Regions from separate parts of the Homo sapiens genome. Here region 2 is linked to region 1. Evidence: read pairs that join two places in POLR2A ChIA-PET (ENCODE). Cell type or tissue: OCI-LY7. All regions are shown on one strand. Each heading gives the region's core, and the rest is flanking DNA. Links, peaks and the distances in the headings are about the cores only. Region 1 overlaps SGSM3 (small G protein signaling modulator 3). Region 2 overlaps MRTFA (myocardin related transcription factor A).

Region 1 (5,382 bases), core at 383-5,382:
TTCTAGCTCCAAGATGCATTTCTCTCTCAACCTCAGACCAGCACATCCAGCTGGTGGGCAGCTCCTCCATATTCTTCGAATTTGCCACGCTCCAAGTTAACTCATCACCTTTCCTCATGAACCTGGTCCTCCCCTTCAGTGGTCCCGTTGCCATTACGACCTACCTACCCACTCTCTCCAGGCAGGACTTGGGGATGATGTTTAATGGATTCTTCACCTTTCCATCTTCACCCCTCAACTATTCGGCCTTTCCTAAAGTTTTTGAAACCTCCCCTTTCTCTTACAACCTGTTGCTACTTTCTAGTTGAGGCTGCCGTCGCTTTTCACCATCATGATTATTATACATCTCTCAACTGGAATCTCTGCCTCCACTCTCGGCCCCTCCCTCCAACCACTCTCTACCCTGCAGCCACAGAAATTCTTTCAAAATACAACTGATCATTTCCCTCCCATCTTTAAAACCTTCCCTTTGCTTTAAAGTCCAAATTTGTTAACTTGATTTATAAGACCCTGCATGACCTAGCAGCCCCTGCTACTCCCTGCAGCCTCATCTCTGAACACCTGCCTCGCACTTGCCTCCAATGCACTTTATGCTTTGGCAACGTTATCTTGGAACCCACCTGTGTTCTCTCAGAATGCTGCTAAATACAGCAATTACTCAGCAATATGTAAAGACAGCCTTGAAACCTGGACCCTACCAAACTCCACGATGAAGGAGCTAGTGGCACAGAACTTCTAGAACTGACTCCCCCTCCGGTTACCCTAGTAATTTTTGTTGATCATTTATATCACCCTTTATGACAAGGACATCTGAGGTGAACATCCATAGTATCATACAAATTTCTCAGCTGCCTCCTCCAAAACTGGCATCAGCAGAAGAGCAAAGTAAGTCTAAGAATCACACTCTACCTTGAACTCCACTCCTGCTACAAGGTTTGCAGCTGGGTCTGCTTACCCTTCCCTGAGTCAATATTTTCTTTGTGACAGAGATAGAGTGTTCCTTTAGGCGAGACTGAGGTGTGACTGTGTAAGGGAGAACACAGACTGGAAACATATATCAGGGAAACAGGAACCTCACCCTAGAATTCAGCACACAAGGTATGCGTGTCCCCTTCCTGCACAGGAGTACCAGTTAAACTCAGCTGCCCTACGCGGACTTGCTCACACTCATAACTGTGCCAGGCTCCTCTAGTTCCTCATATCAAATAATCAATCATCCACAGTAATCTGGTTACTTACCTGAGTCCCTCCCTCGATCATTCCTCTAATATTTATGGCCTGGCAGTTTCCGGAAAGGATAAGGAAAGCAACTTCATGGACCTTCTGTCATTCCCACTACCAGGGGTGGGGGATAACCACCTCCCCCAGAAGTAGAAGTGAAATAAATACTAGTTAGCTAACTGCAACTCAGCTTTCAGGTAGCTCTGAAAAATAGCAGACAAGAGTTTTTGAGGAAAATAAAGCTCCTTAAGGGCTGACTGGCAAAGAAGGCCACTGAGACATTTATATTGAAAGTTTTATATTAACATAGGAGATTAGGGCACCTAAGAGGAGATCATAAATATAGTTTACACAGTTGCTATTTTTCATATAATTAAACTACACAGGTCAACAAACTATCTCATCTTTACATCATTTATTTGCCATTACCATCTATATAATTACCGGAAATGTTTCATTTGCAGATATGAACATACCTACATAACATTACCCTAAAGAATGGTAATTATACTACACTATATACAGTATTATAGAGTATATATGCTATTATACTCTGTGGCAGTGAGTAGACGGAGGTATCAGAAGGAAACCTATGAAAGAAGGAAAAATAATATGTGTTAAGCATTCATCACACTGCTAAGCACACTCACAGGCATTATCCCCATTTTACACCTCAGCAAAGGACTGACCCCTCAGCAGTCTCACTATACCATACTGACTAGCACAACTCTAGTTATCAACTTTGCAGACAGTTTCCAGAAAAGATCATGGAACTATCTGTGCATGTGCGGGAACAAAATATCTTGACTTGGGATGACATATCTAGTGGGAGCCAGCCAGATTTAAGACACAAAGCAACTAAAAAAAATTTTTTGTGTGTGAAAATTCAAAATTAAACAGATAAATTAGGAGAGAATTCTCATAAGAGCAAACCAACTTCTCTAACAGATCTGCACCTATATTTAGAGACCATTAACTTCTTTAGTACTGGGGTGCAGGGCAAAGGGACTCACACAAAGTCATGAATTATAGAGTTAGAAGGATCCTTTGGGTTCATCTCTCATACTTTTTGAAAAAAGAAACTAGGGGCCAGGCACACTGGCTCACATATGTAACCCGAACACTTTGGGAGATTGAGACAAGAGGACTGCTTGAGGCCAGGAGTTCAAGACCAGCCTGGGCAACATAGCGAGACCTGATCTCTAGTTGTCTTTTTATTAAAAAAAAAAAAAAAAAAAAAAAAAAAGTAAGAAAATTGGACTAGAGGTCAAAAGACTGATTTAAAGCAGCATAGCCAGACCAGAAGTCTCTGATTTCTACTACTTTAATCTGAAACTGAATCAAAAACTTGGAAACAGCTAGAGACAGGCCCATTGGATTACATTCAGATCAGCATCATTACCAACAGAAATCCCAGAAGATACGTCACGAGGTTGTCCTCTTACTGTTGTGAACCTTAGGGTTAAGCAGTCCATATCTTTATATTATTTCACACTTAATAATGCTGATTTCAACAATCAGGTCCATACACTTCACTCCCATGTTGTAAAAGTTAGACAACCATCTGAACTAACCATGAATTAATGACAACTTTTTGCCTCATCTAGCCCCATTTAAGTTCCTCTTGGCTGGGAGAGGTGGTGGCTCACATTTGTGATCCCAGCACTCTGGGAGGCCAAGGCAGATGGATTGCTTGAGTGCAGGAGTTCAAGACCAGCCTGGGCAACATGGCAAAACCCTGTCTCTACTAAAAATAGAAAAACAAAAAAAACAAAAAAAAAAACAAAAAATTAGCCGGGCATGGTGGCGTGCGCCTGTAGTCCCAGCTACCTGGGAAGTTGAGATAGGAGAATCGCCTGGGCCCGGGAGGTCGACGCTGCAGTGGGCTGAGGTTGCACCACTGCACTCCAGCCTGGGCAACCAGAGTGAGACCCGGTCTTCAAGAAAAAAAAAAGTTGTTCCTCTGCTCTTTCTGCTCATGTTCCTCCTGGACAAAGTTAGGGAACAAGCCACATGCTATTTATCTTCACGGTTGCTCAGCAACCTTCATTCATCTCTAGTTGACTTTTCATCATATTTCCTTCAGCGATACTTTCAAATCATTCTCATAATTCTTCTGAAACCCAACTACTCTCTGCTGCCACTCACCCCCAGCTGAGGGACTGTACTCCAGCTTTAACGAAGCTCAGCTTATTAGACTTAAGCTTCCTCAACTTCCTTATTCTCCGTGTCAAAACGGCTTTTCACCTGTTTGCTCTTTCTGCCCGCCCTCTCAGAAGAGAAAGTGGTTTTCTTCCTTCCTACGTTAAATTCTCCACCCACGAGAACCTTTCAACCCATTTCCTTTATACTCTTTTCCTTTGTGCATCTTCAGTCTTTTCTTCTCCAATGGCTTCGTGTCCACTGCAAATACTTAGATCTCCTGAACCCTGAATTAAACAAAACAAAACAAAGCAACTATCCCTGTACCCACTCAAGCTGTTACCTTTCTAGCTCTTATCCCTCTGCCTCACTGCCATACTTTTTAAAAGCGCCCATGCTTCATCAATCAACTCACTCCTTAAGCTTTTCACCCTAGCTTCTGTCACCACCTAAACTGGTTTCTAAGGTCTCCAGTGATTTCCTAGTCATTATTTGGAATCCAGTTCCTATGGCTTCATTTCCTGAAACTCCCTGAAGCATCAGACTCTGCTGACTTACTTTGGTTTCTTGAACTGTTCAATGACTCTGAGGGCACAGACCATATTGTTTTTTCTTCTCTATTTAACTGCTTCTTTACTGCCTCTTCTTTCTCCAGACCCCCAAAAAAGACATTCCCCACATCAGTCTTCTTTCTTTTAGTCCATTCCTAATGGATTCCAAATGGGGAGTCCATCCCTATTCTGAATGGGGATTTAGCTATTACTGTCATATAAATTACAAATCTCTATCTCTAGCCATGACAACATAGATTATTTCCAACTTATTGTTGGATAGCTTCATTTGACTATATACCACAACACATTAAAATATGTATTTCTTTTTTTTTGAGGTGGAGTCTTGCTCTGTCGCCCAGGCTGGAGTGCAATGGCGCTATCTCAGCTTACTGCAAACTCCGCCTCCCAGATCCATGCCCATTCTCCCGCCTTAGCCTCCTGAGTAGCTGGGACTACAGGCGCCCGCCACCATGCCCAGCTAATTTTTTGTATTTTTAGTAGAGACAGGGTTTCACCGTGTTAGCCAGGATGGTCTCGATCTCCTGACCTCGTGATCCGCCCACCTTGGCCTTCCAAAGTGCTGGGATTACAGGCGTGAGCCACCGCACCTGGCCAATATGTATTTCTTTTTAATTTTTTTTTAATTTTTGTTTATTTATTGGAGATGGGGGTCTCCCTATGTTATCCAGACTGGAATACAGCTGCACACCACTGTGCCTGGCTTAAAATCTGTGTTTCCTGAATAAATCTATTTTTATTCTATCTCAGATGATTCTTTTTAATATTCCTGTTTCTTCTCCCAAGACATTCAGATCCTAAGGTTTAGGGTAATTTTTGGCTCCTTTTTTTTTGTCGTTGTTGTTGTTGTTAGAGACAGGGTTTTGTTCTGTTGCCCAAATTGAGTGCAGTGGTGGGATCATGACTCACTGCAGCCTTGACTTCCCAGGCTCAAGCAATCATCTCTCCTCAGCCTCCTGAGTAGCTAGGACTACGGGCGCATGCCATCATGACTTGCTAATTTTTATTTTTAGAGACAAGGTCCTACTATCTTGCCCAGGAAGGTCTTGAACTCCTGCACTCAAGCAATCCTCCCACTTTGGCCTCCCAAAGTGTTAGGATTACAGGCATGAGCCATGATGCCTGGCCTTGGCTCCTGCTTTTACTCTCATATCAAATCAGTTGCAAGTCTACTGATTTTACCTCTAAAATACCTCTAGCATCTCCATCTCCATTTCCACTGCCTTAATCCAGACCCTCCCTGCCACTTTTCTGGGCCACTGTCAAAATCTCCTAAAGATTTCTGTGTCTCCAGATTATCATTCCGTTTATGTTAAACAAAGAGTAGGTTAATATCCCCTGAAGCACAGCTCTGATTCCATAGACCCCAATCTCTTTTTGAGTCAGCTCTTATTTTCCCTTCATGTACCCTAAGCTTTAGCCAACTGGGCCCCTCACTACTGTCTCA
Region 2 (5,382 bases), core at 228-5,227, 240 kb before region 1:
GGCCAGGCATTATGGCTTACACCTGTAATCCCAGCACTTTGGGAGGACAAGGTGGGAGGATCACTTGAGCCCAGGAGTTCAAGACCAGCCTGGGCAACATGACAAGACCGTGTGTCTACAAGAAGTAAAAAAAGTAGCTCAGCATGGTGACATGCACTTGTAGTGCATGAGCCCGGGAGATCGAGGCTGCAGTGAGCTGTGTTTGTGCCACTGCACTCCAGCCTGGGCAACAGAGTGAGACTGTCTCAGAAACAAAAAAATTACCAAATAAAGGCATACTGTAATATCCACATTTTTAGAATTTTTTTTTTTGTCAGTGTTTCAGTATCTTTTAAATTGTAAATGGGGTAAGTGATCCAGGGTCTCTTGATTGTGGTTAATTTGTACATATTTTCTCTACCACAAAATTTACAGGAACTTGGAAAGTTGTCCTTTCCTAATATTTTAGAATGCACTGTGTTGAATTTTGGTGTTAGAGTGGTGTTATCATGGTTGAAACTTTGGCTTTAGTTAGTGTGTGTGTGTGTGTGTGTGTGTGTGTGTGTGTTTGAGACAGGGTCTCATTCTGATACACAGGCTGGATCGCAGTGGCACGATCGTAGCTCACTGTAACCTTGAACCCCTGGCCTCAAGCAGTTCTCCCGCCTTGAACTCTCAAAGTGTTGGGACTACAGGCATGAGCCACTATGCCTGGCCCTGGCTTTGTGTTTCGTATTTAGTTATATGATGGATATATTTAAAGTAGTCTTTTTGAGTTTGCCATATATATGTGTATATATTGTCTTTCCTTTAAAATGTAGAGCAAGAGAAATTTAGAAATTAAAAGTAAGGGTTGGCTGGGCGTGGTGGCTCACGCCTGTAATTCCAGTACTTTGGGAGGATTGCTTGAGCTTAGAGGTTCAAGACCAGCCTAGATAACATGGCAAAACCCCGTCTCTACAAAAAATACAAAAAATAACCGGGCGCGGCGCTGTGCACCGATAATCCCAGCTACTCTGGAAACTTGAGGCGTGGGAGAGAATTGCTTGAGCTTGGGAGGTGAAGGTTGCAGTGAGCTGTAGTTGCGCCACTGCACTCCAGCCTGGGTGACAGAGCCAGACCTCATCTCAAAAAAAACGAGTAAATCTTAGGACAGGCATGGTAGCCCATGCCTGTAATCCCAGCACTTTGGGAGGCCAAGGTGGGTGGATCACCTGAGGTCAGCAGTTCGAGACCAGTCTGCCAAGATGGCGAAACCCCATCTCTACTAAAAATACAAAAAAATCAGCCGGGTGTGGTGGTGGGGGTCTGTAATTCCAGCTACTTGGGAGGCTGAGGCAAGAGAATTGCTTGAACCGGGGAGGTGGAGGTTGCAGTGAGTTGAGATCATGCCACTGCACTCCACCCTGGGGGACAGAGTGAGACACTTTCAAAAAAAAAAGTAAGGGTTATTTTCTTTTTTGTCCATTGTTTATGTGATCATCTTTATGAGAAGAAATCACTTGAACTAAAGCTTCTATGCAAGAGCCTTTCACTCTTTAAATTTGCACTCCAGGTTCATGCTCTAAGGTTGTGGCATTGAAGGGAAAGAGGTTGTGGGTTTTTATTCTATTTTATTTACTTATTCTGTGTTATTTATTTATTTTCATTTATGAGACGGAGTCTTCTTGCTCTGTTGCCCAGGCTGGAGTGTAGTGGCACAATCTTGGCTCACTGCAATCTCTGCCTCCGGGGTTCAAGCGATTCTTGTGCCTCAGACTCCCAAGTAGCTGGGAATTACAAGCGCCTGCCACCATGCCCGACTAATTTTTGTGTTTTTAGTAGAGATAGGGTTTCACCATATTGGCCAGGCTGGTCTCAAACTCCTGACCTCAAGTGATCTGCCTGCCTCAGCCTCCCAAAGTTATGGATTACAGGCGTGAGCCACCCTGCCAGGCCTTATTTATTTATTTATTTATTTATTTATTTATTTATTTATTTATTTAGAGAGAGGGCCTTGCTATGTTGCCTGGGCTGGTTGTGAACTTCTGGCCTCAAGCAGTCTACCTGCCTTGGCTTCCCAAAGTGTTGGGATTACAGGTTTGAGCCAACACACCCCTCCTATTTTTATTTTTTTTTTAGGGACAGGTGTCTCACTCTGTTGCCTAGGCTGATCTTGATCTCCTGGGCTCAAGTGATCCTCCCATCTTGGCCTCTTAAAATGTTGGGATTACAGGCATGAGCCACTGAGCCTTTTATTCTATTTTATAGATTCATTGAACTATTTAACATTATCTTGTTGATACTTCCTTTCCGTTCAGATGTTTTTTTGGGGGGTTAGGAGTCCTGGAATGGGAACAGGGAACCAAGAACATAATGTATCATATGCTAGTCATTTGAGATAAATTTAAAGATTTCTTTTACCCAGTAGAAGTTCATAGGATGTTATGGTTCATTTGTGTGATATCTGTCATGAGTCTTTATATACCCTGAGTCAGTGGATTAATCATTTTCCTAGATCAGACACTCTGTAGCATGAATGACCCTTTTTAAAAAGTTAATGTTTTGACCTTTACCTGAAAGCTGATTCTTAAAGTGTATCTGGCAGGATCAATATATATGGAAACCAGGCATGACTTATACAATTTGGACAAGCTAATCATGACATTTTATTTTCAACATGTCTAATAGCCTGTTGGCTTCCCAAATAACGCTGAGTTAATTATAGTGTAACCTTTTATTCTATTTGGAGAGTGTCAAGGGATTTTTTGAATGCCTTCCAAAATTCACTTTCATGAGGTGAGCTTAGAAAGCTTAGAAAACGCTTTCTAGAGCAGGGATTCTCAAAACTTTACCTTCATGATCCACCCTGCCTCTTCTGGGTACTTATTTGGTTTCCCTACTGTTTAGAGATAGTAGTGATGGGGTTGAATGCACCTGTTTTTAATCCTGGCTCTATTGCTCACTAGCTCAGTGATCTTAGACAACAAGGGAATTAATCTTTTTTAATCTTTTTTTTTTTTTTTTTTTGAGTTGGAGTCTCGCTCTGTTGCCCAGGCTGGAGTGCAGTGGCGCGATCTCGGCTCCCTGCAACCTCTGCCTCCTGGGTTCAGGTGATTCTCCTGCCTCAGCCTCCTGAGAAGCCGGGATTACAGGCGTGCCCCACCATGCACGGCTAATTTTTAAAAATTTTTAGTAGAGACGGAGTTTCACTGTGTTGGCCAGGCTTATCTTGAATTCCTGACCTCAAGTAATCTACCCACCTCGGCCTCCCAAAGTGCTGGGATTACAGGTGTTAGCCACTGTGCCTGGACAATCTTTTTAAATTTTTAAATTGAAATAATTTTATTTTGACACAGGATCTTCCTCCATTTCTCAGGCTGGAGTTCAGTGGTTTGAACATGGCTCACTACAGCCTTTATGTCCTGGGCTCAGGTGATCTTCCTGCTTCAGCCTCCTGAGTAGCTGGTACCGGAGGCATGTGCCACCACACCTAGCTAATAATTTTAAGGTTTTTTGTAGAGATGGAGTCTCTTTGTGTTGCCCATTGTGGTTCAAGAGATCCTCTCGCCTCATCCTCTCAAAAGTGGTGGGATTACAGACGTGAACCACCATGCTTGGTGAATCTTTTTGAAGCTGTATGTACTTATAAGATAGTTGTGAGAGGTAAATTCAGTTACCTGAATGTAAAGCATTTAACCCAAAATAGGTATTTAATACATGTTAATTTTCATAGTACTCAAAAATTATCCTTTGTAGCACTAACCACAGTTACAATTAAATATGTAATTTTAAAATGTTTTTCTTATAAGCTTTGTGATGCCAGGGAGCATATCTGTCTTTTCTCTGCCCTATTCTCAGCATCCAGAATAGTGCCAGGCGTGAAGTATAGTAGATGCTCAATAAATATTTGTCAAATGAATGAACACCCCTTTCCTGATTCTGTCCTCCCTTGGCTTAAAGGACAGTATCGGGGTTGGGGGAGGGGGGAGGGATAGCATTGGGAGATATACCTAATGCTAGATGACGAGTTAGTGGGTGCAGTGCACCAGCATGGCACATGTATACATATGTAACTAACCTGCACAATGTGCACATGTACCCTAAAACTTAAGTATAATAATAATAAAAAAAAAAGACAGTATCCTGAACATTTTGGCCTGCTTTGAGAATCAATCACCGTGTTACATAACTTTGGTCTATTAAAGATTGGAGCTGGGTAAAGGGGAGGGCAATGAATAGAGGAATAACAATGAAAGAGAACAGAATGGTATTCAAAGTAAATTATAAGAACATAGTACTCTGGACTTTCTAACTCTCTCTAATCTGGTATCCAGTCCCCAATTCTACCAAAACAGTTTTCATTGTGATCACAGCTGGCTTACATGTTGCTGAACATGTTGAGTTTCCCTTAGTTTAGTAAAATGATAACTCTTCTAGTTACTCAGGAAAGAATCTTGGAGTCATCTTCTCTTTCTCACTTTATAGAATCCAGTTCATCAGCAAATACTGTTAGCTCTGTCTTCAAGATATATCCATAATCTGATCACTTCTTAATCATCTCCACCATAATCACCCTCTTCCAAGCCATCTCTATTAGTTTAGTTTCCTGTGACTGCTGTAAGAAATTACTACATACTTGGTGCCTTACAACAACAGATATTCATTCTCTTATAGTTCTGGAGGTCATACATTTGAATCAGTCTTACTGAGCCAAATTCAGGATGTCAGAAGGGCTGTATTCCTTCCAGAGGCTTTAGGGGAGAGTCTGGTCTTTACCTCTTCCACCTTCTGGTGGCTACTGGCTTTCCTTGGCTTGTGGCAGCGTCACTTCAATCTTCAAGGTCAGCATCTTTAAATCTCTCTGCACATCTCTTTCTCCTGCACTGTTTTTGTCATATCTCTGCCTCCCTCTTCTCTTGTAAGGACATATGATTGGACTTAGAGCCCACCTGGATAATTCTTTTTTTTTTTGAGATGGGAGTCTCGCTCTGTCACCCAGGCTGGAGTGTAGTGGCACCATCTCGGCTCACTGCAACCTCTGCCTCCCAGGTTTAAGTGATTCTCCTGCCTCAGCCTCCCGAGTAGCTGGGATTACAGGAGGCCACCATCATACCTGGCTAATTTTTATACTTTTTAGTAGAGGCGGGGTTTCACCATCTTGGCCGGGCTGGTCTTGAACTCCTGACCTCGTGATCTACCTGCCTCAGCCTCCCAAAGTGCTGGGATTACAGGCGTGAGCCACCGCGCCCGGCCCCAAAATTCTTAATTTAATCATGCCTGCAAAGACTCCTAGCCCTTTTTGCTGTAAAAGGTAACATTCACAGATTCCCGGTATTAGGCTATGGATATCTTTTGGGCCATTTTTCAGCCTATCATAGTCTCTTCTCTGCTCGTCTGTTCCACAGGCAAAATACACCCATC

What was found. ChIA-PET counts read pairs that join two places held together with the same protein. Peaks named below come from ENCODE experiments on the same cell type or tissue, not always from the same donor. Only the 100,000 strongest peaks of a DNase experiment are listed, where the experiment ranks them.
Region 2: POLR2A ChIA-PET joins it to region 1 with 6 read pairs; 6 of 35 experiments call an interaction of 5 or more read pairs at or near these places.

What each region holds. Positions count from the first base shown.
Region 1 is chr22:40,383,648-40,389,029 of GRCh38, reverse strand. All of the region lies in intron 1 of SGSM3 (small G protein signaling modulator 3), which reads right to left. It also overlaps a transcript of ADSL not described here. Among named protein-coding and RNA genes, the nearest start is that of SGSM3, 16 kb to the right of the region's middle. In OCI-LY7, for the core only: CTCF peaks have their summits at 3,147 and 3,350; a DNase peak (open chromatin) is centred at 3,429; H3K4me3 peaks cover 1,494 bases; H3K27ac peaks cover 2,232 bases.
Region 2 is chr22:40,622,032-40,627,413 of GRCh38, reverse strand. All of the region lies in intron 1 of MRTFA (myocardin related transcription factor A), which reads left to right. Among named protein-coding and RNA genes, the nearest start is that of MRTFA, 12 kb to the left of the region's middle. RefSeq lists a silencer at 5,295-5,382. In OCI-LY7, for the core only: no CTCF peak of the experiment used is centred there; no DNase peak of the experiment used is centred there.